Linked DNA regions of Homo sapiens: region 2 is linked to region 1. A link is a contact called in ENCODE Hi-C or POLR2A ChIA-PET data. All regions are on one chromosome and are shown on one strand. Each heading gives the region's core, a stretch centred on a gene start or an enhancer-like site at or near the end of the contact. The rest is flanking DNA. Distances are from core to core; before and after follow the strand shown.

What was found. A loop is a pair of places that touch in the nucleus more often than their neighbours do. ChIA-PET counts read pairs that join two places held with the same protein, here RNA polymerase II (POLR2A). Pooled maps may share reads with other maps.
Region 2: a map of heart right ventricle shows a loop between it and region 1 (2.5-fold over the local background). The contact joins two enhancer-like sites. A Hi-C loop is called at or near these places in 2 of 168 maps with a recorded cell type or tissue (OCI-LY7 and heart right ventricle) and 7 of 50 pooled maps. POLR2A ChIA-PET finds 5 or more read pairs at or near these places in 2 of 52 experiments (CD8-positive, alpha-beta T cell and T-cell).

The regions. Positions count from the first base shown.
Region 1 is chr13:73,764,811-73,767,577 of GRCh38, reverse strand. It overlaps KLF12 (KLF transcription factor 12), which reads left to right. Exons shown (of 8, transcript NM_001400136.1): 6 at 2,578-2,640. Among named protein-coding and RNA genes, the nearest start is that of LINC00393, 100 kb to the right of the region's middle. RefSeq lists enhancers at 1-93, 1,087-1,587. Within about 2 kb of position 1,362, at least 33 of the 41 ENCODE cell types and tissues checked have a DNase peak (open chromatin) inside an H3K27ac peak, as active enhancers do.
Region 2 is chr13:74,046,401-74,049,268 of GRCh38, reverse strand. All of the region lies in intron 1 of KLF12 (KLF transcription factor 12), which reads left to right. Among named protein-coding and RNA genes, the nearest start is that of KLF12, 87 kb to the left of the region's middle. Within about 2 kb of position 1,253, at least 3 of the 41 ENCODE cell types and tissues checked have a DNase peak (open chromatin) inside an H3K27ac peak, as active enhancers do.

The DNA.
Region 1 (2,767 bases), core at 113-2,612:
AGCATTTCTACCTGACAAACTGTCAGTCTCAGAAGAGCACATTCAATACATGTTACACAACAACCAAGATTGCCCTTTTGTTCAGCGTGGTGTTTTTTCTTTCCACATCCAGCAGTTAGTACTAAGGCCTGAACCCCTTAGTTACAGAACAAAGTGGCTTAGCAGTAATCGAGCCTGTGTGAGGCTAAGGGAAGAATAATGAACATTCCCTGCAAGCTTCCTGCCTAGATGCAGGTGCAAGAATCAGGAGGTCATGAATAATGCATGACATGCAGATTAGGTGGTGGTTTCTCCTACAGAGGTTTTGACGTTGCTACCTGCCTGGCTTCTATATGTGGAAAGAAGGCAGAAGATGGCAAAAAGTGTCACAGGTTAAAGACTGAGCTCAAAAAAACATGCCATATCCTTTTGAAGAAATAATATATAGGGGGTTGGTGAAGTGCAAGGCTTATGGTCTACTTTATCAGATGAAGTATGTGCCAAGTTATCAGTGTACTTATTCCCTTTGAGGACAGAAATAAAGCTTTGTTGATTTACCTTTTTAATTTAGGAAACCTTGTAATTATTTGTTCATATACACAATCAGGACTTCTTTTCCAAAGACTTTCCTAAGGAATTCTTTTCCTGAGACTGCTAAACCATTATAGAAATTCTCCATTTGCAGTATTTGATCTATGGATCAGTGAAATTTTCCTAAAAGATACAAATACCTAGACAATGTTGTAATTATGGATTAAACAGACTCTCTTTTTCTTCACTAATATATGCAATAAACAGCATCAATAAGAGAATACTTCTGTCATTAAACTTCACCCAGTGGAATTTTCATGATGAAATAGTTTCTTTGTACTCCTAGGGTTAAGGAGGGGACAATATAAAAAGTAAATGTGTAAAAGATAGAGAACAAATTAAAGAACTGTGAGTATTTGGGGCTGATTAAACTTTATTTAAATAGTTAGGATTCTGATACCCCAGTGAGGGTATAGGGAAAGTTCAGGAGAATTTCCTGCACTTCCTCTTAGGTCAGGGGGCTTTAACTGGGGAGAACTTTTTTGGCTCAAATATCCATTTTAAGGATTGTATTTCAAGCAGACAGAAAGTAAAAAAGTAAAAGAATAAAAGAGGAAAAAATTACGCTTGCTGCCTTTCGTATAATTTTTATGTACTATTATTGCGTTTTCCCCCTCTTTGTCCAATTTAGGATACTGGATTATGAACTGGCTTTCATTTCTAGCTGAGTCTGTCATTTCCACTAGGCCCCAGTTTGGCTGGACGCCGAGACCAACAGGTGATCCTTGTAGCTGCAAAACAGCAGGAAGTGGGCCGTGCTTGAATGAGACAGTTCACCAGAGGGGCTGTCTGGCCTCTCTCCATCTTTCTGCATAATTAACACCCCCTCCCCCATGCCGAGCAGAAAATCTGTGCTGAGCAGCTCAGCTGCAGCAGCCATTGAGAAGCGCTGTGAGGAAAAGAATGTTAATAAGGGATGTTGGAAGAAATAAGCCTTCCGAGTGCAAAGTGCAGTCTGGCTCTGGGTTTAGGGAAAGACTGCAGTTGGCCCTTAGGCGGGGCTGGAACTGCATTATCTGTTTTGGAATGATTTTCACTTATTAAACAACTACAGAGAACTGGGTTTCTTACAAACCTTGGTTCTAACTGGACTTTAAGACCAGTTTTATATCCCCATTTTTTTTCTTGTAAATAAGAGCAATGTATGAAGCATAAAGGGTGAAGGTAATACAAGCTAAGACTGCTTGGATCTCACAAATCCTGGCTAAAGACAGACCATAACAGGAAGCTGGCAGCCGGAAGTAGGGCGTATTGTTTTGCCGGTTAGTGACCCACAAAGAGGCGGAGGTTTACTAGCTAGGCTTTGATTAGAAGATAACAGCAGTTCCCGGAAGCTTTAAGCTGTTTCCAGTGGATAAGTCCAATCCTGGAAGCTTGGAAAGCAATATATTCTTCACTTCTCCTTTATCTGGCTAAAATTTTGAATTGACTTTACTTTCTTCAAAGTCCAGTGTAGCACATCACTTCCAGAATGTACTCCTCCTAGGAGTACCTGTTCACCCTTCCTTCCTTCCCTGTGCCTGCAGATTCTGTCACAGCACATTTGAATAACGTTGTTTGCTTCCTAGAGTTTTAAATGTGGTAGAGTGAAGGAGAGGGCACTTAGACACCTCTTTGTGCCCACCCTCATGGGAACAGGTACAAAGAGGGCTCACTGAACTCAGGCACCATACCTTAGATAACTTTTACCCACCCTTGTACCTGGCAAGGGTTAGGTATTCAGTCACTTTTGTTGGACTGAATGAATGCATCAGTCCTGCCTCTGGGAGTCTTCAGAGTGAACATTATGACAGACCTGTTGTCTTGAGAGTGGTTAAGAAGGAAAAAAGGACCACAGATTTGCAGGCGTAGGAATTTAATTGCATCATTTACTAAGAGGGGTTCAAGTTCTGGGGATTTTGTATTAAGCAATTCTAAAAGAAATTATTTATAAAACATGCCATTTTTTTAAATTTGCAATTGGGAATATGCTTTTTCAATGACTGGATTATTCTTCTCTGTCTACAGGGTACATCCGTCCCCAGTATCAAGGGTCCGGGGCAATCGAATGAATAATCAAAAGTTTCCTTGGTGAGTATACAGTCTAATATGAGTATTTGTAGGTCTTACGGGAAACTTTAATAGGGCTTATGTTAAAATTAAGAGAATTAGTCCTACTTCTCTATACAGAGTACATACCTGCTAACTGGACTATGCG
Region 2 (2,868 bases), core at 4-2,503, 280 kb before region 1:
AGAAGAAACTGGACATCTTATCACTCTTTGTTCCCTCACTCTGTTCTTGGTATGATTTTCTCTTGTACAAGATGTCTATGGAGTCTCTCAGTGGAGGCCCTTTGTTTGACTCTGCACTAGCAATAAACTGCTAGACTTCTGGGGCTGAGAAGGACAGTCCTCCAGCTGTGTTCACGAGGATATGTGGAAATCTAACTAATTCTCAAGTGGACTGTCAATCAGTCTTCCTCATTTTAGCTAGACTTTTACCGCCATTTCTGGTCGTAGGGAGCTGAGAGTGTCCCAGATTCTGGGAGGTTTTGTTGGCTGTGTCAGGTTGCTTGTTATTTTTCTTCACAATTGGCCGGCCTCCCTCATTCGGCTTTCCAGGGTCTGCCAAATCATTTCTTCCACTTACTTTTTAACCTTTTCAGAAATCTTGTGCTTATTGACTTATCTCACATTCTGTATCTAAAGAAAAATCTATTCCATCTTACTTTATTTGAATTGGGGAGAGAGTGCAAGTCAAGGTTCATAATCAGTCTGTTTTCTTTACTCAGAAGTCATATTCTAGTTGGCCATTTAAGTTTCCCTTTCTGTCAGTTATTTATGTTTTACCAGGGCTTTGTTGGGTTTCTTGACTTATTTCCTTATCTATTCCAGAATTTAATTCCTTATTAAATTCACATTCTTATGTTAGCAACTTTGGGCCACATGATAAAGCTCTACTCTCAATGGTCTAAAATGTGAAATTAGGTGTTAATATTCTGTTCTCTAAGTATGTGTCATTGCTGTATGGGATTCCCAAAACATAAATACTACAGTGATTTAATGCCTAAAAGTTCTCATTTTGGGAAAAAAAAAACAGTCCTTGAGAGAACAGCAATTATGTAGCATATGATTTGTGATAGTTGTCTTATTGGAAGTTACAGAAACCCAGCTGTGAGAGAGGCTGAGTGTCGCCCAGTCTATTCCTTCCTTTCTTCTTCCGTGACAATAGAATTTTCATTGTGTGTGTGGCTGCTTAGAATAAAGATGACGTATTCCAGCCTCTACATGTGGCCAGCAAGTTCTAGCCAGTGAGATGTAAGCTGATGTATAGTGAGCAGCTTGTAAAGCTGCTCCACCTGTAAAGTCCCCCAGTACATTCCTTTTACTCCACATTGTCCTTCTTTCTTCAGTTCTGTTGCCTGGAATGTGGGTGTGACAGCTGGACGTCTGTCTCAGTGCTATATTGAACCATTTGGGTGTGTCCCACCCTGGGCATGGTGGAGCTATGAGCTGGAATGTACATGAGTTCTGTGAGGCTTGGGGAAGCACAGCTTCCATACCCTTGACTGCCTGACTTTGCACTTGGAATGCGAGAAATAGAAACTTCAGTAATGTCTAAGCCACTGTCCTTTTAAGTTTGCTGACACTTGCAGCCAAACCTAATCTTAAATGATACACTAACTGAAACTTGTTTAATCAAAAAAGCGTTTATGGAATGGGACACGTAAGAGGTGAAGCCGTGTTTAAGAACTGCTGCATGTGGCAATTTGACTAGTATCCTTAGTACTCTCTCTATTCACTTCTTGGTTACTTTATTTATTTTTGCCTCTGTTTGCTTTATCTTAGGCTATCAAAATGTGGCAGCAATACAGCTGCTGGTTGCCTCAAATTTCCATCATAAAGTTTTTTTTTTTTTTTATTTGAGATGGAGTCTCATTATGTCGCCCAGGCTGGAATGCAGTGGCTGGATCTCGGCTCACTGCAAGCTCTGCCTCCCGGGTTCACTCCATTCTCCTACCTCAGCCTCCCGAGTAGCTGGGACTACAAGCCCCCGCCACCACGCCTGGCTAATTTTTTTTTTTTGTATTTTTAGTAGAGACGGGGTTTCGCCGTGTTAGCCAGGATGCTCTCCATCTCCTGACCTCGTGATCTGCCTGCCTCGGCCTCCCAAAATGCTGGGATTATAGGGGTGAGCCACCGCGCCTGGCCTGGCTTTTTAAAGCAAGCACTTTTCTGATAATTTAACACTTGGCCTGGTCACCTATTTCCTAAATCAATCAAGGTGACTAAGGGGCAAATCCTCACAGCTGTTAGGCTTGGGTCATATGACCACTGCTGATGTGGAGGGGAGGGGACATCCTTACCCAAGCATGTAGACTAAGTGGCATTTCTCTGGCATAGAGGAGGACTGGTTGGAGAGGATTCTCGGAAGATAAATATACATCCAGTTGCATTATATACCATTTAGATTTCATAATGCTGTGGTTTAAAAACCAATATATATGTTAATTTCTTGATTTTTTTCCTGTTTTTCAGTAGTTCTTTCCTAAGAAAACAATGAATATTAAAGTCAATAATTTATAGGAGAATCAATGATAGTGAAGAGATAAAAAATAAAATTTAAGATATATAATTTGGTATTTTAAGTCTTATATGGTATAGTAAGGAAAATGCAAAATATTCTTTGCCTTTATAGGACACAGTAGTAATATCAAATGAAAGTATCTGTGGTTAAAAAAATCATAACATTTGTCTAAGTAATGATCATTTATGTTAGTTATAATGAAACATTCCTTCTTAGAGTGGTTGCAGTGTATTTATGCAAACTGTCACAACTACAGTTAAGAAACTAATAATCTTATATGATTCACTTCTGATTGTAATCTCTTACAGTAACTCTCTTTTTTCTAGTATCCTCTCCAAGGGTCCCACCCAGTGACATAGTTGTTCAGTCTTTTTTCTTTTCCTTTCTTCTTTTTTCCTGGATGGAAAAATTCTTTGGAAAGAACCCTCTGAAGTGAAATGGAATGCTTTCCTTTTTCAAAAAAGTGAAAAAAATGAAAGCCTATAATATTTATTTTTAAATTTATTTTAAATTTTTAAGTGGTGTAGCCTTTT